Regions from separate parts of the Homo sapiens genome. Here regions 1, 3, 4 and 5 are each linked to region 2. Evidence: chromatin contacts called from ENCODE Hi-C or POLR2A ChIA-PET data. All regions are on one chromosome and are shown on one strand. The core of a region is the stretch at or near the end of the contact, and the rest is flanking DNA. Distances in the headings are between cores, read along the strand shown.

Region 1 (4,415 bases), core at 223-2,722, 73 kb after region 2:
AAAGAGTTATACCCAGTATGAACAGCCTTTTTCAAAGGGGAGGTGATTCCCCTAAAGAAAGCCTCCCAGGCAAGTTGGAATTAGAGCATTCCAGACAAATACAAAGAAGAAAAAACAAGTGATGACATCTGATATGGTCAAAAGGTTTCTTCTGAAGCCTCCTAATAACAACAGCTTGTGTTCACTGACTACAGGCCAGGCACTATCTGAGCACTTTACATATGTAACTCATTTAAGTTTCACAAAAAACCCTCTAGAAACATAACAATGCATTACACAGATGAGCCAGGGGTTGAGATACTTGCTCAATTTCACCCAGCAGGTGGGTGGCACAGTTAGGATTTGAACCCCAGAAGGCTGTATTCCCATTCCACAGCACTGGGCAGTATCAGAGGGTCTCGGAGTCAGGCTTCTCTCACACCCATAATCTGTCAAGGGAGCCACAGATGGCAGAGTCCAGTGACAAGGACAAACTGGGTACTGCCCGTAGACTCTGGGCCTCAGTTTCAATACATGAAGGCAATGAACCAGATCACCTCTGAGATCTCTTCTGACATTTGCAAATTTGTCTAAAGTTGGCGGGCCTCACTACCTCTCCAAGGTTCCTTCGCAAAAGTCCTGCAACCATTGTGGTTTTGGATACAGCACAAGGTGTGAGGGGCTAGAGATCATCCTGTCCATGCAGAAATTCCTGCATTGGGACAGATTCCTGCTGTGGACTTGTGGTGAGAGCCGGAAAACAGGCAGGAGTCCCACTACTTAAGAGATACCTGGGGCTGCTCTGGTCCATGGCTCTGCCCAGCCTTCTGGCTTCCCGATCCCGCCAAATAGTCAAGTCTAAAACAGGCTGCAGTGAGAGGGAAGTGAGATGGTTTCTCATGCCATTTGCAACCTTCCTCTCCTATGAGACAAATCTTCCTAGCAGTCAGACAGGAAGCCTATTGTCCAGTCAGGATCCCTTTTCTCATGAGAACTTCCCACTCACTGGGGGAGAGCCAGCCTGCAGTAGCTCAAGCCTTTTTCAGGGTGTGGCACCAGAGCTGGGGTGGGAGAACACAGGGAGAAACCACCCATGGCTCAGGATACCTCCTGTGGCTCTTCTCGGGCCCCCACCACTGCCTTCCTAAGAGAGGCTCAACCTAAGCCCTCCTCGGAAGATCAGCAACTGACAGGTGGGACAGGCCTCGGACCTGTCCATCTTGTTTTAGGCCTGGGCCCCTCACTTCCTCCCCCTCACAGGAGAGGGAAAATGCCAGCCAGAGGCCTCAGAGCCAACAAGCACTTTCTTTTACTGCACCCTGCCTCAAACATAAAAACTCCTGTCACCTGGAGTTTTCATGTTTGAGGCACAGCGTTCAATAAAAGAAAGTGCTTTTAGTGGCACCTAAGCCTCTAAAGTCCTTAGTCATTCAGTCAAAAGTACTGTTTCTCTCCCAGCCTAGAAACCCTGAACTGAAAGCACATGCAGTCAGCTGGAACCCCACCCATCTCCAAGGTTCCAAGGCCACCTTCCCAGGCATGGCCAGAGAGAAACAATGAGCAGCACAGGGTGGAGCTTACCAGCTTGGGCTGAGACTTCACGGCCTGGGGTTGCACACTGCTCCAACAGTTACCCACTGGGTAGTCCTGGGGAGATCTTCCTATTCCTCAGTTTCCTCATTTTTAACATGGGGATTCAAAAGGTTAATCACAACTATGCAGGTAAAGTACCTGGTAATGGGTCTGTCACATACTAAGTGTTCAATAACAGCAGCTTTATTATTCCTCCTCTGGGTTCCCATTACATCATCTTCACTCCTATTTGTAACCTATCACCATGTTGTAGTCTCTGCAGGTTTTCTCACAGGTTGGTCCTTCCTCCATTTCCCCAATAACCACCAACCCACACATCTAAGCCATAGGGCAGAGACTTGTTCTGCTCATTTTTGTATCCCTAGTACCTGACAAATAATCCAGGAGATAGTAGATGCTTAGTAGAAAACCAACGTGACTTGCAAAATTTTGTCCTTATTTCAAAACACTGTCTTGTTTTCAACTGCAATGAGCCACAATGATTTTTGATTTGAGATGAGTCAATAACAGACAACGGCAAAGAGCATCCCTCTCCAGGGTACAATTTGTATTCTCCAAATTGGTACCTAACTGTGAAAATACACTGCCTACCTAACAGGACCAGAGCCACATGGAGTAAGAGCATAGTCTTGGGGGTCAGACAGATGAATCTGGGTTTGACCCAGGGGCCTGCTCTGCAGCCTTGTCAACTGTCATAACTCCTCTGAGCCTTAGTCCTTAGCAGCCAATATCCAGCTCCACAGGTTTTTTTAGAAGACTAACAAAACTGCATACTTGAAAGGGTCTTGTATCATGCCTGGCACATTACTAGGCACTGATAAATTTTCATGTAGCAAACTAAACCCTTATCTCTGATTTTTGGAATGGGCAAAGGCTTTGGTAAAAAGAAAAAGGATTATTTCAGAAATTTCTGGATATTTGGAGAGGGGGCAGGCAGAAAACAGAGCAGGATAAGCACTTTGGGGGGTGTTGTTTGCTCTCTCCTTGTTCCAGTTCAGTAATAAGCCGGCTCCTTTTTCACTTCCCGTTCTCGACAATACAGCCCAGGCTGCTCTTGGCTGACAAATGGACTCCATATGGCCTGTTACCCTTTCACCTCCTCTTGTTCTTGCAGCTCAGGGACCCAGGGAAACAGGCTGCCAGCTGGGGCTGGGAACCCCTCCCCCTCCCACTGTTACCACTGCTACAAGGAGGGGCAGGCCAGAGGACCATTCTCCTTTATCCTGCTGCTCCAGGTACAGGGCTAGCCCACTCAGTGCCCAAAGCCACTACCACTGCTATAGGTCAGTACAGTGACCTATAGAGCAGAGCCCACAGCTGTCTCCTACCTCCACCTCCAGATGGTGGGATGACAATGGAGGTAGGGAGCCAGGCTATTCCACGTGTATTAGCAAGTGTTACTGTTTCCCTTGACAGTGGCAGTTAAAGGCTTAAGAAAAAGCAGAGAATGCTTATTTTTTCCTCATCAGCCATTGTCACTTCTTGTTCTCATCTCCTTCACCATATCACCTACCTGAGCTAAAATATGTGTTTGCTCTCCCCTCTCAGAATTCCTCATCTCCCAGAGGAGATGACTGGTCCTCTCAGGAAAGGCCCAGATGGCTGTTTACGGCAGCTCAGAAGGAAAGCTGATGAGCAGGTGATAACTGACTTAGGAGTCTGGCTTAGAGTTTAAAACAGGGTTGGACTCTTGGGTACAAAGGCCAAAATTGTGGTTTCATTTCCAATCCTACCAGCTAATGGTAACTCCTAATGCCAAGTACAGTCCCAGGCATACACAGCAGGGCCTCAAGAAACACACAATCAAATTTAAAACAAATTTAATGATCTCTGTTGCCAAAAGGATACAAGTAAGGAAGAGAATTAACATTTATCACCAGGCACTGCACTGGTACTTTAAAAGTGTTATCCTATTAAATTCTTCCACCCTAGGAAGAAGGTGGTATAAAACTTGATTTGTTCAGAAAAAACTGAGGCTCTGAAAAATTTAGTAATGGACTGAGGTCACCTGGATTCTAAGTACTAGAGTCTGCATTCAAATTCTGGCTGGCCCTTCTACAAGGAAGCTTCTTGATTTTTTCTGATGCCACCAGAAAAAAATTTACCCCAAGACCTACAAAGTATAACATAGGGGTGGGATACATATGGACAAAAGCTGCTATAATTCCTGTTTGGAGAAGAATATGGCCTGGTGAGTTTAGTTGTGCCCAGAGGACTCAGTTCATATCTCAGGTGGGGCCACATTTTTCCAGAGAAGTGGAGGGAAAAGGCAGGACAGTTTCCTTCACTAATTTCTGTGTACTACACACAATGGAGCTATTTAAGGATCACAGACAGCAAAGTTGCAAGTGGGAGAAGATATGTAGGCATTTTCAGCTGAGAACACATGACTTCTTTTTTTTTTTTTTTTTTGAGACGGAGTCTCACTCTGTCACCCAAGCTGGAGTGCAGTGGCATGATCTCAGCTCACTGCAACCTCCGCCTCCCGGGTTCAAGCAATTCTCCTGCCTCAGCCTCCTGAGTAGCTGGGACTACAGGTGTGTGCCACCACACCGGGCTAATTTTTGTATTTTCGGTAGAGACAGGTTTCACCATGTTGGCTAGGCTGGTCTTGAACACCTGACCTCAGGTAATCCACCCGCCTCAGCCTCCCAAAGTACTGGGATTACAGGCGTGAGCCACCAAGCCTGGCTGAGAACACAAGACTTCTAAGACGGATATGTGAAAGGAAGGTTGTCACTAAATGCAGAATGGGGATGTGACCTGGAATTAGAGGGCTACCTTTCTGCCACTGCCCAGAACACACAGGGCCACTGGGTTATCACTGCCAAAGCCTGAAATAA
Region 2 (4,564 bases), core at 1,679-4,178:
ATATGTCATTAAAAAAGTTTACTTTACCTTTATTATTATTTCCCTAGGCTAGTCAAGCAGCAAACCATTAATCGGTCGGAGAAACCTTCATGACATATGCCCGACTGGCTCTTCGCCACCCACTTGAAGGACACTACCCAATCGATGGAAGCCTTTAATCGCACAGCCCTCCCTATTAGCGGACTATTGGCGGATGCAGACATGTTCTACTCGAGCAGTTACCAAGGACCACTTTACTGCGATCAGGATTCCAACGACCACCTAATTTCGTATCTTTCAACTCTTTTCGACCGGACCTCTTATTCGGAAGCGTTACAGGAAGACAGGTCTCAACTTAGGGATCAGATCACGTTATCAACGCTCTGGGATCGCTGCAACCTGGCACTTCAAGGAAGTGCACCGATAACGTCTAGACCGGCAAACACAGATCTAGAGGTGGCCAACTGATCACTGTAGGAGCTGACTGGCAAAGTCAACCAGGCCCAACCAAGAGTGACCAAGACAACGATTAGGATAACCCACAGGCACTCCTCGTCATAAGGCCAACGACACAGACAGGCTGGCAAATAAAGGGTTTAATATTTGGTTAAAAATTGATTTTAAAAAACAAGAAAAATATCCTCAAAACATTTACATTTGATCACTAATATTAAAGTTCAAAATATCCCCCAAATTACATTTAATTAAATGTTTAAAATTACAATTCCATTAAATCCATTAATTTAAAACTACTTTTAATAAAACAATACAACATTAGCTACCCATTAACTTTTTTAAAAAGCCACATCAAAATAACTCAAAACTGTATTTCAACAAACCTGCCAGCTGACTCTTGAGGATAAATTCTCAACTATAAGACGATTTTCTGTTCTTACAGGTGGAGCATTTCTGAGGAAGAAAATTCGTATTCACAATGGAAGAAATGCAATGACAGCACTTGTGTTCAACTGTGGGCAAGTTCAAGCCATCAGATATCACAAGCCATTCTAATGACTTCCGTCAATAGATTTGTGTTCTATGACTCATATAGATTCATCAAGAACAACTGGCTAACGTGGGAATAGAAGAACAGATTATACGGCAGGACCCAAAATCATCACTGCTAATGACTCCTGAATCTTAAATGCTACCCCTACAATAATTGTTCAATGCAGCCATCCACCCTTCACATACCGTCTATCATTTCGAGGTCTGCGACTACTAAAACGGTCAGAGTATCGTCCTCTACCTCTTCCACCTCGTGACCGAGCCCTAGCATGTTCAATAGTAACCCTACAAAAAGGGAAGAAAAATCTCCGTTACACACTTAAGCTACATAAATCTACTTAGAAAAATATGCCAGCAGACCCAGTCTGCTCTATGTCCCAGGGTTATCTAGTTACACAGGAATCTCACCTTTCACTACAGAGTTCTTTTCCATCAAGCTCATACACAGCATCATCTGCATCCCTTGGATCCTCAAATTCCTAAAATGTAAGCATAAGACTCTTAACATTGGCTTTAGAAGAGTATTCTACAACACATTAAGAGCACTGAAATCAGGAGACAGAATGGGAAGAGTATCTTAACGACACTGCCATACAGTCAAACCTAATCAAGGAGCCACTGGGAGTGGGGTTCCAGTGAGCCGGCAAGTTAAAGTTGTTTTCAGCCTCAATAAAATTCAGACATAAGGCTGGGTAACATTTTCTGAAGGCAAATATTCCACCCGGACTCAAGATCGAAAACAACTGCTTATCAAAACTCTACCTACTTAGCAGATAATTCACCCAGTTCTAAATACTTACCACAAAACCAAAGCCTCTTTTCAGATCAATATCTCTTATCCGTCCATATCCCTTGAAGAATCTTTCCACGTCCTTCTCCCTGGCCGCTGGATTTAGTCTCCCGATGAATACCCGACAGCCACTCATGATGTCCGGCTAGTACTTCCTATTAGAAAGTAATTCAATCGAGATAATAGCAATGACTGTCACAGAGAAACGCCTGATTAAACAATCAAAAACATCAACGGCATAAAATGTTTACACAGTGATGTTATGAACGAGATTGCCAACAGAGCCTCTAATGAGGCCAGGTTACCTGCAGACAAAATGAAAACCCAGCTCCCTCCCAACACGGTCCGCTACTGGGCCCAGACCGCAGCAACCGCAACGCCCACTGCCACCTTTCCAACTGCGCAGCCGCACACTCTCCGGGCTCTCCGGCCCCCTCCCATCTGCCGCAGTTAGGAAAGGCCGAGAAGTGCGGGCGGAGCCGCCCGCGCCCTCCGCAAAGCCAGCCCAATGGCGGCCTCGCGGGCGCGTCACAGCGGGTGGAAGCCAGAATCTCGCGACGCCTCGACCGCGCCTGCGCCAACAGCAGCGGGCGGGCGCTCTGCGGCCACAAAATGGCGGCGGTGGAATCAAAGGCAGCAGAGCTGCGCGTGCCAAATTCCCTCTTCCCTTCTCCTCCCAGCAACCCCCTTCTCGGGGGTCACTGCGGCCGCCCTACAAAAGGCCCAGCCGCATCGCCAGCAAAGTCAGGGAGATCCCGGCCCACTATTCTACGTGTCCAGGAGATGAAGACATTAAGACTGGCAGGGACGGGCGCACAACCGCTGTGTAAAAACGACCCGAACAGTGACCGCCCTTTCACCTCAGTACCCCTCAAACAGTATGCCAAAAGGGAGACGTGCCCCAGCGCCCACCTCGAATCAACTGCGCTCATTAGACGCCATCCTCCGCAAAGAGAGCAGCCCCGGCCGCTCACGATCTGAGCGGCCATGAAGAAGCCTCGATCCGAGAAGGCTTGCCCTCAAAGTGAGCCACTCACCTACCGGACGGGGTCTTTGGCGGCTGAGACCCAGACAGGTCCGTAGTCTGCGACGGAGTCGTCGACCTCCACGCAGACCAGGACTTAACTCGTCTACGCCACTCCACAACTGACGCACTTAGCAGCTCTGGCGCTCCACAAAATGGAGGGCGCGTCCTACGTCACTTCCGGGGACGCCCCTGGGCCTTGGGTCCACCCCGTTGGACCTAGGGAAGACGGAAGTTTTGGGAGGGCCGGAAATTTAGGAGGATGTGGGCCTCTCTGACACTGCGAGTGACCGAACCCTGCTCCCGCGGTGGGTGGGGTCGGGGGCGAGAACTCGTTTGGGCTCGGCCGGCTGGTGCCGGAGTCTGGAGGGACATCTGTTGACGTCGTTCGCCCCTGCTAAGTCCTTGGCGTTCGGTTCATCATCATCTCTCCCAGAAGAGTCTCCTGAGAAAAGTGGCAACCCTTCTTGTATCTAAAGTTTTTCTTAGACACCCAGAAGATTACTAATTAGGAGAAACTTAGCTTTGCAGAAATACCTGGCCTTTCCTTAGCTCTTGCTGCTTGCAATTTAAATTTGCCCTCAAAGCAGGGAGCTCCTAGATGTTCGAGTTCTTTTTTCAACCATGCCACAGCTGTGTGGTTTTGTTGTGGTGAGAAGACTAAGGCACTGAAGTATTTTTTAAATGAAAGGATTTTCACTGATGAAATGTTGAAAATGGGACTGCAGCTAGAAGGCTGTCTTGAATTGAGGCTGGAATACAGATTTCTGCATGTCCGTCACTCTGGGAGAGTGGCTGGAAGAGGTTTCAAGCTGTTTTTTGTTGTTTTTTTTGAGACAGTCTTGCTCTGTCGCCCAGGCTGGAGTGCAGTGGCGCGATCTGGGCTCCGCCTCCCGGGTTCACGCCATTCTTCTGCCTCAGCCTCCCGAGTAGCTGCGACTACAGGCGCCCGCCACCACACCGGCTAATTTTTTTGTATTTTTAGTAGAGACGGGGTTTCACCGTGTTAGCCGGGATGGTCTCGATCTCCTGACCTCGTGATCGGCCCGTCTCGGCCTCCCAAAGTGCTGGGATTACAGGCATGAGCCACCGCGCCCGGCCTCAAGCTGCTTTTAAGTCCAAATGGTATTTGGTTAATCCTCTCCGTTCAGATTTCTGTAATGTAACACATGAAAGTTTACAATTCTTTAGAAACAGACAATGCCGTGCTTTCAAAGTGGGTGTAAAACACAGCCCTCCATATTAACTCCCGCGTTGTCCCGATAAGGTTGGTAGACCTAGAAACTTAGGCATAAAGAGATTGCTTAACTTCGCTTTAATGCTTTTATGTAGAACCCAGTGCACCCCATTTTTGAGAAGTGCCTGGAATGTGGAGTTGCATGCTTGCAACTAGAGTTAAACAGAGAAAAAGTAGTTCCGGAAGGAGAGCAACTGACCCTTAACTCGACCTCAGGGGCCTTTAGGCACTCAGAACTGAAACTTGGATAGTTTGTAAGGGATAAGCTTGTCCATTCATAGTTATATGTACAAATAAAAAGAGCCTCAGTGAAGTTAGTTACCTATAATGTGGGAGTTAAGGATGGGTTTATAACACAATATGTATTTAATGTATTTGTTCAATGAAAAGAAAAAAATGTTACCTAGTTGTTGGCCTGATGAACATTGGCATTTTATAATGCACAAATTGTCCCAAACCAGTTGGTATTTAATTACATTTGTTTGGTTTCTGCATAATAAACAAGTCTTCCGATTACTTTCTACAT
Region 3 (3,967 bases), core at 1,213-3,712, 110 kb before region 2:
GTAAAATGGCTTTTAAAAGACCCAACTTCTTGTTCTCGTTCGAGTAAGAGATCATGTAAAGTGCCCAGCCCAGATGTTCATAAGTGGTAGCTCTTATTGTTATCTATAAACACAACCAGGTAACCACATGCTCGAGACAGCACCTTCTCCTTGGTACTTTCTAAACACACCAAGATGTGTGTGCACATGTGTGTGTGTGTTTGTGCATGTATGTATTTGAGTGAGAGAGAGAAAGAGGGAAAAAAAGAAAGAAGGAGAGAGAGAGTGTGAAGCAGCTTGGACATACACCAGCCTATTTACAATTCCTGCTTACGTTCCATCACTTCTATCAAATTAATAAACTAGAGGAGCTGGAAGGAACCTAACCACGGTGCCTGATTTCCCCTCAAGTCCCTAGCTTTCCCCTAAAGGTTGCTTCCTCTGATTCCAGGAGGCCAGGAAGGAGAGCCATATGGCTTGAGACTCTAGACAAGCCCAGCAGCAAACAAACGAGCCCCCCACCATTTGTCTCAGGGCCTCTCTCCTTTCGACCCTCCTGTGGGCGGCCATCCAGATTTCAGTCGGGGTGCTCTGGTCTGCATCTCTGTCTTGACTGTTCCTAATTATTGGAGGGAACGCATGGCTCGCCTGACCTCAGAGTTTAAGAGCTCTGAGTCCTAATATCAAACCAAGCAGCTTCATTTAAAAGGCATCCTCATCTGCATCCATAAAAGTCACTCCTGGAGCCCTTACTTGCCCCAGCTTTGGGAATGCCTGCTGTCGAGGATTTATGACACGCCCTGGATCTAATCTGCCACACTTTAACTGCTGCTGTTGCACATCTGGTCATAAAAGCAAGGGCTGGCCCAACACGGGGACAAACACTTTTCTTTCCTAAATGGCTGCAAATCTGATCTCACAGTGATACCTGGGCTTGGATGTAATCAACCCAGCATCTGGGCAGTCATTAAGACTTGTCAAGCATTGCAAGACTTTTTCTCCACACGACAGCTATAAAGATGATTCTCATATAGTAAAAGCTATGAATAAACAACCTGCAATCTGAACAGGTGGTAAAGGGCCAGGCCCAAGGATGTTCAAGAAAGAAAGCACGAGTTGGTTGAGCCAACCTTGTTTTCACAAAGATCCTAGCTACTTTCACATGGACTCTCAGGCTGCCAGTTAAGAGTCAATTGCCCTGACATAAACTGATGCTTGGCCAGAGATTGCCTGGATTAAGTTTGGTCAAAAGAACCACTAGGTCGTTTAATAGTACATGTTTCAAGGCAGTGAAATTCTTTATTAGACCAATTGGTGGGGGGTGTTGCGGGGATAATCTAGACCAGAAATGAACACAATACTGTCGGTTCCAGGAGATTTTACAATGCCCTGGACAATCTGTCCTGTGCACAGAATTGGCAGGTTTCATGTCGTTCAGAAACTCCAATCAGACCAAGGTTCAACGAGTAATTCAACCTCCCAGCACTGAACCCAGGGGGAGAGACCCCTGAACATTGCGCAACTCTCCCCTCCCACCTCTTTACAGTACCCCACCTCTGACCCTCTTCCAGTGCCTGCCCGGCAGGAGGTGACATTAAAATTATCTGCTGTGGGTTTTACGAGCAGTGATCGCTTTTTAAAACAACAACACAAGGTCCTTGTGTGGCTCGCGGGTAACCTAAAACTCTCCAGGCAGAGCTGCACCCGCCCCCGTCCCAACCCCCGCCGCCTGCCAACAACTCCAGCGCGCTGGACCGGGCGCCAGCGTGAGACCACAGGGAAGCCCTGCATGAGCGGAGAGCGAGCTTCTCTCCGACGCAGGAGGCACCTCTGAGGGTCTTGAGCAAAATGCAGGAGAGAAGAGATTGGGAAAGAAAACCCACCAGTGACAGTTCGGGGACAGGGGAGGGATGGTGGGTCAAGAAAGGGAGAGTGGTGGTGGCTCCAATGGGAGAAAAAAAATATTTCAGCAACTTCACCAAGCCCGCAGGGGACCTGGTAGTAGACAGAGGACAACAGGTCTCTGACATCTCTCTTCCCCCTCCTCCTTCCCTCAGGGATGAGGGGGGAAGCAACCTCCCCTCCCTCCGCAGGTGGGCGCAAAGCTGGGGGCGCACTTACCCTGGGGCCTGTGGTGCGGTGGCCGCGAGCAGGGGACAGCTGCACCAACACCAGCAGCAAGTGGGGCGTGAGCAGGCGGGCGCAGCGCGCGGGCAGCATGGTGCCAGCCAGGCTGGGCAGCCGGCAGCGAGCGGGGTTCGCGGGCTCCGCGGGGCGCACAGCGCGCCTCCCTTCCTTCCTTCGCTCGGGGCCCTCGCGGCGGCGGGGAGCGGGCCGTGGTCCTGCGGCGGGGGCTCGCAGAGGCTGCGGTCAGGGGACACAGTCATGAACCGCGCAGGAGGGGAGCTGGAGCGCGAGCGTGTGCTCTGCGCGCGGCGCTAGCTCCGCTCGGCGGGGCCCAGGCGGCAGCAGGTTGGACGCCTGAGCCCGGGCCATGGGAATTCCCGTTATAAACCCCCGGGAGGGGCGGGGCGGAGCACGGCGGGCCTGATTGACGGGCCAAGAGGCCTGTTGAAGCCGACCCTCTGGCAGGTGAAAGCCAATGGGAGAGGGGCAAGAGGAGCCACTCGTGGTCAACCCCCCGCCGAGGAGCTCCGCGGGAGTAGGCCCCGGGAGAGAGTGGGATAAAGAGTAACTTTCTCCCGGCACTCCTGCCCGAGGAAGCCTGAGAGAGCCCCAGCAGCCGGCACCCACCAGAAGGCTCACCTGGCTAATAATAATGCCTTAAGCATGTATATTTCTTAGCTCAAGCTCGTGATTGTCCCAACATCCTGGTGAAGTAGGCAGGGAAAATACTCCTAGCCCCATTTATCAGATGAGAATGCTGTGACACGAAGGCGCCGAGAGATCTGCCTCCCTGCTGCATCTGGGAAGAGTAACTGGGAAGTCGCTGGATGACCCGCACAGGGTGGGCTGTGGCGTTGGAGTGGGGAATGGGAGCATCCACTTCTTTCAAAGACTCTCCCTGGGAGGTGACATCCTGAGTCTCACAGCGGCTGCCCCGGGAGAAGTCGCAAGGGACAAGGTGAAGCGTGTGCTGGGCATTGGCCGCTGGGGAGGGCCTCTTGGGTACGGTAACCCCCTACACACACACACACACACACACACACACACACACACACACACACACACACACACATCTCCCAGCCCTATGGTCCGTATGATCCAGGATTGGAACTCAGGCATCCTAGCTTCCCCCTCTGAACTGGAGGGCAAGGGGCAGCCTCTCTATAGCCCAGCAGCTCTGGAAGAGGCGGGCAGAGAGGCCCTGGTCCCCTGATGGGAGACAAGGAGGAAAAGTATAGATGAGGAGGCGGCAGTCTGAGGATGCAGAGATCCCAGAGATGGGGTAGAACAAGGAGAGGAGATCTCTCCCGGGTGCCCGACCCTCTTGGAGAGGACAGCTCAGCGGAGCTTCAGTCAGATGTTGGGGGGCTCTGCCCAGGGCCATCCCCGGAAGGCCATCTTGGGAATGGTCACAGCTGCATCACACCGGCTCCTCAACAGAGCAAGGTGCTCAGCTGCCTTCAGTGAGACTGACATCTCCAGGAAATCACAGGGAAGGGGGCGGGGGGGCGCAAAATGAAACCCAGAGCGATCTCCTTATGTGGAGAACAACCTTTAGTGCTTACTTCCATCAGTATGGGCTACTTCGCAGGGAGGGATTCTTTTCTATAATTTGATTGTAAGCATCAGTGCCACACTCCCCCTCCCTATCTGGTCTGAGAGGTCCTAAGATTAGCTCTGCTCCCTCAGGGCTTCTCTCCTGGATTCCATGAAACAGCTTCGCACCTGACTCCTGAATTCAGTTTTGCCCTCTCTCCACACTGGCCCCATCCAACCTCCACACGGCAGCCAGTGTGTCTATTCGCTATTTAGAAGCCAGTGATCCTTTTAAGCAGCAAACCGGAACTCACCATTCCCTGCT
Region 4 (4,057 bases), core at 119-2,618, 83 kb before region 2:
AAGGCAGTTGAACTGAAACAGGCCTCCGTTCAGTGTGTCCCCAGAGCCTGGGGCTGGATTTGGGTGGCCTCTGAACTTTGGGGACTGGGGAGTGGAACCATTTCATAAGCCAAAGCAGCAAAAGGCCACAGTATGCTGCAAAGGCAGAGGCAGGATCATGCACAAGTTGCAGCCAAAAATGAAATCAGGTGAAGCCACCTCCCCAGCACTGTGGGCCAGTGGTGGGGCCAGCTGCCTGCAACAAAGTCCTCTCCCTACTCATTTCAAGATGAGGCTCCTGCTCCATTTTTGCATAGGTGACATCTCCTTCCTTCACCAGGTGTTTTCCCTGATGTATTAGCAATTCCAGTGGCCAAGGCTAGTCTTGCTACCTGGCATAATGAAATGGCGGGGGGGAATGGGGCAGCGTGTTGGCTCACCCTCTGTGGGACAGTCTTGGCAGAGAGGAATGGGAAGCATAGTTGAAGGAACTAGAACCACTCCCAACCCAATGAGGCCCAAGAAATGTAGACAGACAGATACCCAGTTTAAAATGCCTCAAGTACTCCACAGATACTCAGGTGCTGGTACACAGAGGTTGACCTTGTCTGATGCAGCCAACTCTTCTCCTGCCTCACCCACATGAACCATGTGGGGCCGAACTTTAAGAAAAGAATCCCACATGGCCAATTGGTTTTCCCAAAAGATTAAATTCCTGAGCCCAGCAAAGATGAGTATGCCAGCACATGTAGCATGACAGGGATGCTTTAAAACAGTGGTTCCAACAGGGGGCAAATTTGCTCCCCAGGGAACATTTGGCAATGTCTGGCCACATTTTTGGTGATCCTATCTGGATGATAGCGCCAGGGATGCTACAAACATCCCACAAGGCACAGGACAGGCCCCACAACAAAGAATTATCCAGGCTAAAATGTCAATAGTGCCAAGGTTGAAAAACCCTGCTTTAAAGTTAAACAGACCTGGGCTCAAATTCCAGCTCTACCACTTCCTAGCTGTGCGATTTTAGAGGGCCAGTAATCTAAGTCCTGGTTTCCACATCTGTAAACCAGGGATGGTAAACACCTAGCTCACAGTTAAAGCAACTCACTGGAGAGGTTCAAGAAATAGTAATCTTCCTTTTTTTTTTTTTTAACTTAAAAGAATGTTCTAGGCTATCTTTACTAGAATCACTAAAAGAATGTGGCATTTGGGTAATCACTGATGAAGTCTTCCAGCCCTGAAATTGCCCTTTGCTCTTGCTGCTGCCACCTGTCTCCTCAAACAGAAACTAGAAGCCTGCGCACGGAGCCTTTTTGGGAGAAGCCTTCAGGACACCTTCTATTCTGAGTCACAGCAGCCTCCGCGCCACCTGCGGCCAGCTGCACTGTGGTCCCTGGCTGCGCCCCCAGAGACCCAGCCATGGCGGGGCGGCAGGGGAGGGGCCGCCTGGTTTCCGGTGGAAGTGGACTTGAGTTCGGCCTTTTCTTTTGAACCACGCAGCGGCCAAACGTCAATTAGCAGAGCCCGGAAAAATGAGTGCGCTCTGCGCTCTCCGGGAGGAGGGCAGGGCGCCCCCGGCCCGGCCTGGGGTTGCTGCCCTGTTCCCCCTATTGTGCCTCCAACAAGGGCGTTTTATTGAAAAGAGCTGAGTGCATCTAATGCAGTTATCCGTGTCCGCCTCATCGGGCTGTGGGCTGGGGGGCGAGGCACGCAGCTGCCGCCGCCTCACACGCTCGCAACAAAGGAGCGCGCCGTGGAGAATTTGCTCCTCTTTGAACGGCTCATCTGGTTTCCATTTTTGAAAGGTTCCCCAACCCTTCCCTTCCACCCAGCCCCCACCCCACCTTCACCCCCTCCTTTCTCTGCTTTGCTCTAGCTGTGCCCCTTGGGGGAGGGCGCCCCACGACCCCCATACAGTCACCCCCTTATGCGTGTTGGAGGCATGGGTGTCCCCCCTACACCCGGCAGGGCCACACGTCCGAGCTGGACAAACACACGCGGCTTCATGGCCAGCCTGAACCGCGTTCCCTGGCCTGGGCCTCAGTTTCCCCACCTTCAAAACGCCATGATTGCATGCCAGCTGATTAATGGTCTGTGAGTCAACGAACTGATTTGTAAAGCATGTGGCAAGTACATGATAGGATAATTCAGAAAATTTTAATTGCCTTTAATTTTGCTGGAGATAACCACCATCAACTTTCTATTTTCTTCTAGTCGTTTTCTCTGTATAAGAAGTCATATACAAAATTACCTTTCGATTGGGATCAGGTTGTTATGCAGTTTTATATCCTGCTTTTAGTTATATCTGGAGGCATTATCCCATGCTAAGAGTCTCTGAAAATGTGAGATTCTTAACTGCCAAATATGCCATCATGGGTTTGTACCATAATTGATTTAACTGGTTCCCCCACTGTTGGACATTCAGGTTGTTTTCCTGTTTGCTTGGGTGGTGGTGGTGGTTTTTACCCCACTATTATAATTACAAGGCCATTTTTAAAAATAGAATCCTCACGTGGCTTCCCAAGTTGACAGCTGGATCTAAACCCCTGCTCCACTATAAATCAAAGGCATACGGCAGGCACTTCCACCTCTTCTGAGGGCTGGCACGAGGGGAAAGGTCATCACTGGCCTCCTCCTCCCCTGCCTGACACCTCCAGGCACCTGCAAGTTGGAAATTCACATTTGAATCATGGCCCCTGTAAATTATGGCCTTGGGCAAATTGTATAACCCTCAGTGCCCTCAGCTACACAATGAAGATAGAATCACGCTGACCTCAGAAGGCTCTTGTGAGAACTAAATGAAACAAGATACACAATGTGCTGAGCATGTGACTAGGACACAGCTGCCAGGCTGTCCCACTTACTCACTGTGCGACCTTGGGCAGGTTTCCTAGTCCCTCTGCGCCTCAATTTCCCCACCTATAAAATGGGGAGTTGTGAGGATTAAATGAAGTAATACATTAAAATTACAAAAAACTATGCCTGGCACATACTAAGAACTCAGTAAATTTAGCTATCATTATTGTGCACCTGCCTGCCCTGCTTGTGAAGAGTAAGGTCAGCTCCCCCACCCCAACTAGTTTTCTCTTTAATCTCCCACAACTAGCCCATTCCAAACCCTATCAGTACAGGTTCTCCTTCCAACCTCAGGCCCAGCTCCACTGGAGGAATCCTAAGCCCTCAGAAAACAGGATCCCAGATGAGATACTGAGCTTGAGCAAAAAGCCCAGGCCCCAGAGAGATCCTCACAGAGCACCCCAAACCCCCTCCACACCCCTAGCCTCTGCTTCTGGCATTAGCAGTCTCCCCGGCTCAGAGAAGGGGACTGGGTGGGAGTGAGGGGGCTGCCTTGTCATGGCTTTCGATCTCCTCTCTCAGGACATTCTGTTCATTTGTCCAAATAAGAGTAACATCAATAGCAGTGGCCACCATTGACTGAGTCCCAGGTGTCAGACCCTGCAAAGTGTTGTGATGGCGTCTGTGAATTATCAACCCATTGTACAACAGAGGATGGAGACTGACCTCAGAATGATCAAACAAGTTTCCCAGAGCCATGGAGCAGAGATTTGACCTCATGAGACTCTGACCACAAAGTCCTGTTCTTCCCAGGACACTACATGGCTCAGGTTCCTTTATCACTGAAATTGAAGTGGCAGAGTCACCTTTTCTGGAGTGTATGCCCTGAGAAACCTAAAAATGAGAGGCCATTTGGGGTAACATTGCCAGGTTTAGTAAATAAAAATACGGGACACCCAGTTAACTTTGAATTCCAGATAAACAACAAATAATTTTTTAGTGTAAGTATATCCCCATGTAATATTTGAGACATACTTATAATAAAATTTTTCATTAGTTATCTGAAATTCAAAGTTAACTGGGTGTCCTATATTTTATCTGGCAACCGTAATTTGGAGGCTTCATTAAACTCACCTGCAACTGGTTCAGCAGATCAGAGGTACAGTCTTGGTGTCTGGGTCACATCACAATGACGTGGTGTCACCTAATCCCCTCCCATCTCTGTACCCCTTTTATAGCTCAGAGGTTAAGTGACTTGCCTAAGATCATAAGACTAGCCCTT
Region 5 (4,292 bases), core at 883-3,382, 92 kb after region 2:
TGGCGTGATCTTGGCTCACTGGAAGCTCCGCCTCCCAGGTTCATGCCATTCTCCTGCCTCAGCCTCCCAAGTAGCTGGGACTACAGGCGTCCACCACCACGCCCAGCTAATTTTTTTTGTATTTTTAGTAGAGACGGGGTTTCACCGTGTTAGCCAGGATAGTCTCGATCTCCTGACCTTGTGATCCACCCGCCTCGGCCTCCCAAAGTGCTGGGATTACAGGCGTAAGCCACCACGCCCGGCGTAACAGAGTAACATGAGTAACTCTGAGCAAGGCCAGAACTTTGTTTCAAAGGTACTCAGACTCAGTGGGTTTCCCCACCTGCCTTCAAATCAAGCTGGCAGACAGACTGACCCAGGTGCTGTCAGAGTCAACTTAACTTACACAATTTATTATCCACTGTCCCCATTCCTCCTTGGTTTCATCCTAAACACTCTTAGTCCTCTTCTCATCAAGTAAGACCTCTATGATATCAAAACCCAGGTCCCTGGTTCCTAATGCTTTCTGCAACACTAAGGGCATGAGAACACCTTGGGTTATGGTGTTTCTCAAAGCCTGGGCCACCTCACCACCTTCACCATAATAACGGGAGCAGCTGACTGACCAAACAGTTTCTGCCTCTGGAAAGGAACAAATGAAATCTATACCTTTCGGTTCTTCTCTTCAGGCAGGAGACCTTGAGAGGCTGGGGAACTGTTCTACATTATTAGCAAACTTTTAAAGAATGCAGATTGCTGGGCTGTACAGAGATCTACTAAATGGTTCTTTGTGGGCAAAATATGTGGGAATCTCATTTTAAAAAGCACAGTAAAGGCTGTGGGCGGTGGCTCATGCCTATAATCCCAGCACTCTGGGAGGCCAAGGCATGAGGACTGCTTGAGCCTAAGAGTTCAAGACCCACCTGGGCAACATACTAAGATGTCATCTCTAAAAAAACAATTTTTTTAAAAAATAAAAACATTAGCCAGGCATGGTGGCATGCACCTGTAGTCCCAGCTACTCAGAAGGCTGAGGTGGGAAGACTGCTTTAGCCCAGGAGGTGGAGGCTGCAATGAGCCGTGATTACCCACCACACTCCAATCTGGGAAACAGAGCAAGAACCTGTCTCAAAAAGGAAAAAAAAAAAAAGAAAAAGCACAGTAAAGTTGGAGGAGCATCACCCCAGAGGATACTGGTTTTCTAAGTCTGAAGAAGGAAACAAACCTTACCACCTTCTTTGTATCCCCGAGTCTGAGGTAGTCATATAGGAACCAAAACTCCTCCTCACCTCTCTCTTGGTTTGAGTATTGCCTTTCCACCATGCCCAATTCAAGTCTTGGCTCTTCTGGGGAAGCCTCCCTAGACAGACATCAGGGTTAATTCTCTTCTTTCTAATAGCATTCAGTACCTGAATCACTCAAGGGCAACTAAGATGAATTGTCTTATCTTTTCCCCCCATTAGACTGTGAGACCCTGACTTCCTTGTACAAGACCCAATGCATACATAATAGGTTCTTAACACTTAAGTGGTTGAAGTCATACTAAAGACAATAGCATGGGAAGTCAGCGTTAAAAACAAAACCAAACCATCAAACAAAACAACATAGTACAAAAAGCAGAGCCAGGCATGGTGACTCCCACCTGTAATCCCAGCCACTCAGGTGGGAGAACAGCTTCAGGCCAGGAGTTCTAGACCAGCCTGGACAACACAGTGAAACCTCATCTCTAAAAATAATAACAATAATAAACAAAAAGTATTTGATTTGTAATGGGAAGGCCTAGGTTGAATTCTGGCTTTGTCCTTTACTGGCTGTGATGGTTTACCGTGAGGACAACAATATGACATGATATACAAGCAAGTGTTTGTACATCTTGTCAACTGCCAATAGTGATTAGCTGTTGCAGCTATTGCTACCTGCTATTTCTCTGACATCAAGTGGTGGTTCATATTATTTATTCCTCTTCAGGCCCAAGAAAAAAAAAAAGCACAGAAACTGAAGTTGCAACTATAAAAACAGATAGAGAAAGAAAGCCCCAGAGACTACAGTTCCCAAGGTTTGAGTTTAGCCACCATCCTGCTGGAATCTCACCTACCTAGTCCTCTGGACGTCCACCAGGGCCAGGAGGAGGTGCTGGGAACACACTCAGTTACTAGGACAGTGCCTGGCACACACCCCAGGCAGTCTGTAAATGTTGAGTGATGAAAATGAGTAATGAAAAGCTTGCATATATATTGCCTGGGATAAAAAGAGAATTCTCATGGGGACCCTCTTCCACCTGCACACCAAGAACTAAGCAGTTTTATAGAAGCAAGGTGAGCAAAACTGAGGCCCCCAGGTAGGTGTGAACTTAAGCACGGCAACAGTCTCAGCTTCTGGAAACAGTGTCAAAGCCAGTCATTAAAACCATCTTCAAACCATTCTTCCAGTAAATGAAAAAGCTGAGTGCAGTTTCCAGTTGTCTCAGATTAAAGCAGAGGGGTGGGGGGGAAATGAGAAACAGAGTCAGGGTTTCCAATTACTGCTAACAGGAGGGTGTTCAGAAGGGAGGAAATTAATGAAATCATCAAAAGCCTGCTGATTTTACTTCAAATGAATCAAATCAACTTTAATCTTCCCTGTTTCAACAGAGACTTCAGGCTAGTCAGTGCCTGAGCTACCTGAAAGTTGCCCAGGCTGGATCAGAGGGGCTAAGTAACAATTAACCAAGGCCGAAAAATTTGTTTTGCCCCTTCAGATAGAGGCTGAAAAGACAGGGCCAGGCAGGCTGTACTAACTCTAATTCTCTCCAAGCCAGGAGTCTTCTGGCTTGCCAATACAAACACCATCAGGCTCTGGTGGGAAATAAAGGCTGAAAACGGGGTCAAATTCAATCTGAAGAACAGCAAATTCCCCTAGGACAGTGAAAACATTCCCAGCTACCCTAGACAAAGTGGGCAGAAGAGACAAGGAGGAAGAGTGGGGAGCTCTGGAGGAACCCCTCACATAGATGGCTTGCATAGGGTGTTTTATGATTGTCTTGTGTATACTTTTAACCCCCAAAGCACTCGACGTACATGCTAGCTCTGCCAGAGTGCTGAGGAGTAAAAATGAGTACAAAGGAAGCAGGGAAGGAAGGATGGAAGCGAGGAGGGCAAAGGAAGACAACTGTACCAAGTTAAGAAGAAGCGAGAAAAGAAGAGGTAGCTGGATACAACCGCTTATTCCATCCATCCAGTAAGCATGCACACAGGCCTACCATGAGCCACACACTGTGCCAGGCAGTGGGGAATGTCGAATAACAATCCTGAGCACCCTGGAAACCAGAGCTGATCAGACAGCCTGTGAAGCTGGCAGTGGGGTAAGATAGGCAGGCACGACAGTGATGCAGTCATTCTCTCTGTAGGCAGGTGTTATGGCAGCAGCACAACTGCAGGTGCCAATGACTCCAAAAAGAAAAGTTATTCTCTCCAATTCCCAAACTTGTCTCTAGTTTCACTTTTGGCGAGCCAGTCTCTGGATGGGATTCTGATCAACAGAAGTTCTCATACACGGAAAAAATAAAAAACAAGTAACAAGCCAGCAGAAGTTCCTGACCCTGAGGAGGAAGCTGTCAGGGTAAATCATTAAAGAACCCAGAATATCAGAGCACAAAAGGCACCAGAGAGCTAGTCCACACTCACATTACCCTTGAGTAACATGAGGTGCCTTCAGTTACTGTCCATTAGAGGCAGTGCTAGGGCCGATGCCCAGGACCCCGGCTCAGGGTCCCGTTCTTCATACCACAGAGCCCAGACTGAGGAAAGGCATCCGAAAATGCAGACTTTTAGAACTCACTGCTGCCTCAGGGGGCAGAATAGGAAATGAAAATGATCCAGCCCCGGGGCTCACCAGGTCTGGCTCCTTGCTGTAGGGTAGTATGCAAGGACCAGACCAGCATGGAGAAGAGATACATCTGCCAGCATCCTCCCTTAACCTCTTCTCAGTTTTATTAGGTTGGCCCACCTGCAGTAGCCTATTTCTGAGAGGGCCACTTGTCTCCCTAGTGGGTTCAAGATTTCTCCACCCACTCTGTCCTCACCTCAGCAAAATTTGCTCTGAAAAGAGTCAGACAGGTTTTTTTCAGCCCAAGTATAAATTGGTGGTTCTCAAAGTTTGGTCTTCAGACCAGCAGCAGCTGCTGCTTCATGTCTACCAAGTTCTTCTTTAGGGAACTTGGTAGACATGCACATTTTTAAACCACATCCTAGACCTACTGAACCAGAAACTCTGGGGATGGGACCCAGCAATCTGTGTTTAACAAGCCCTCTAGAGGAATCTGATGCTAGCTCAAA

What was found. A loop is a pair of places that touch in the nucleus more often than their neighbours do. ChIA-PET counts read pairs that join two places held with the same protein, here RNA polymerase II (POLR2A). Pooled maps may share reads with other maps.
Region 1: a loop to region 2 is called in a map of heart right ventricle, with 10 times the contacts of the local background. The contact joins the enhancer-like site here to the promoter of SRSF5 in region 2. A Hi-C loop is called at or near these places in 4 of 168 maps with a recorded cell type or tissue (cardiac septum, dorsolateral prefrontal cortex, heart right ventricle and 1 more), 3 of 37 single-sample maps with no recorded cell type and 12 of 50 pooled maps. POLR2A ChIA-PET finds 5 or more read pairs at or near these places in 10 of 52 experiments (CD4-positive, alpha-beta T cell, HEK293T, MCF 10A and 5 more).
Region 3: a loop to region 2 is called in a pooled map, with 2.2 times the contacts of the local background. The contact joins the promoter of SMOC1 here to the promoter of SRSF5 in region 2. A Hi-C loop is called at or near these places in 1 of 50 pooled maps. POLR2A ChIA-PET finds 5 or more read pairs at or near these places in 6 of 52 experiments (H1, HEK293T, HepG2 and 3 more).
Region 4: a loop to region 2 is called in a map of gastrocnemius medialis, with 10 times the contacts of the local background. The contact joins the enhancer-like site here to the promoter of SRSF5 in region 2. A Hi-C loop is called at or near these places in 1 of 168 maps with a recorded cell type or tissue (gastrocnemius medialis) and 1 of 50 pooled maps. POLR2A ChIA-PET finds 5 or more read pairs at or near these places in 5 of 52 experiments (A549, H1, HepG2 and 2 more).
Region 5: a map with no recorded cell type shows a loop between it and region 2 (5-fold over the local background). The contact joins the enhancer-like site here to the promoter of SRSF5 in region 2. A Hi-C loop is called at or near these places in 1 of 168 maps with a recorded cell type or tissue (naive thymus-derived CD4-positive, alpha-beta T cell), 5 of 37 single-sample maps with no recorded cell type and 13 of 50 pooled maps. POLR2A ChIA-PET finds 5 or more read pairs at or near these places in 14 of 52 experiments (CD4-positive, alpha-beta T cell, H1, MCF 10A and 9 more).

The regions. Positions count from the first base shown.
Region 1 is chr14:69,691,608-69,696,022 of GRCh38, reverse strand. All of the region lies in intron 2 of SUSD6 (sushi domain containing 6), which reads right to left. Among named protein-coding and RNA genes, the nearest start is that of SRSF5, 73 kb to the left of the region's middle. RefSeq lists an enhancer at 1,488-1,537. Within about 2 kb of position 1,472, at least 21 of the 41 ENCODE cell types and tissues checked have a DNase peak (open chromatin) inside an H3K27ac peak, as active enhancers do; they include heart right ventricle, where a contact is called at or near this core.
Region 2 is chr14:69,765,506-69,770,069 of GRCh38, reverse strand. SRSF5 (serine and arginine rich splicing factor 5) reads right to left here and starts at 2,928. Exons shown (of 8, transcript NM_001320214.2): 1 at 2,815-2,928; 2 at 1,788-1,932; 3 at 1,396-1,466; 4 at 1,174-1,272; 5 at 819-888. The coding sequence starts at 1,913. LOC100289511 (a long non-coding RNA gene) reads left to right here and starts at 2,357. Exons shown (of 1, transcript NR_029378.1): 1 at 2,357-3,787. RefSeq lists enhancers at 2,002-2,051, 2,048-2,812, 2,922-2,971, 3,012-3,061.
Region 3 is chr14:69,877,911-69,881,877 of GRCh38, reverse strand. It overlaps SMOC1 (SPARC related modular calcium binding 1), which reads right to left and starts at 2,462. Exons shown (of 12, transcript NM_001034852.3): 1 at 2,101-2,462. The coding sequence starts at 2,199. RefSeq lists a silencer at 2,275-2,364.
Region 4 is chr14:69,847,807-69,851,863 of GRCh38, reverse strand. No RefSeq gene overlaps it. Among named protein-coding and RNA genes, the nearest start is that of SMOC1, 30 kb to the left of the region's middle. Within about 2 kb of position 1,368, at least 3 of the 41 ENCODE cell types and tissues checked have a DNase peak (open chromatin) inside an H3K27ac peak, as active enhancers do; they include gastrocnemius medialis, where a contact is called at or near this core.
Region 5 is chr14:69,673,216-69,677,507 of GRCh38, reverse strand. All of the region lies in intron 2 of SUSD6 (sushi domain containing 6), which reads right to left. Among named protein-coding and RNA genes, the nearest start is that of SUSD6, 64 kb to the right of the region's middle. Within about 2 kb of position 2,132, at least 4 of the 41 ENCODE cell types and tissues checked have a DNase peak (open chromatin) inside an H3K27ac peak, as active enhancers do.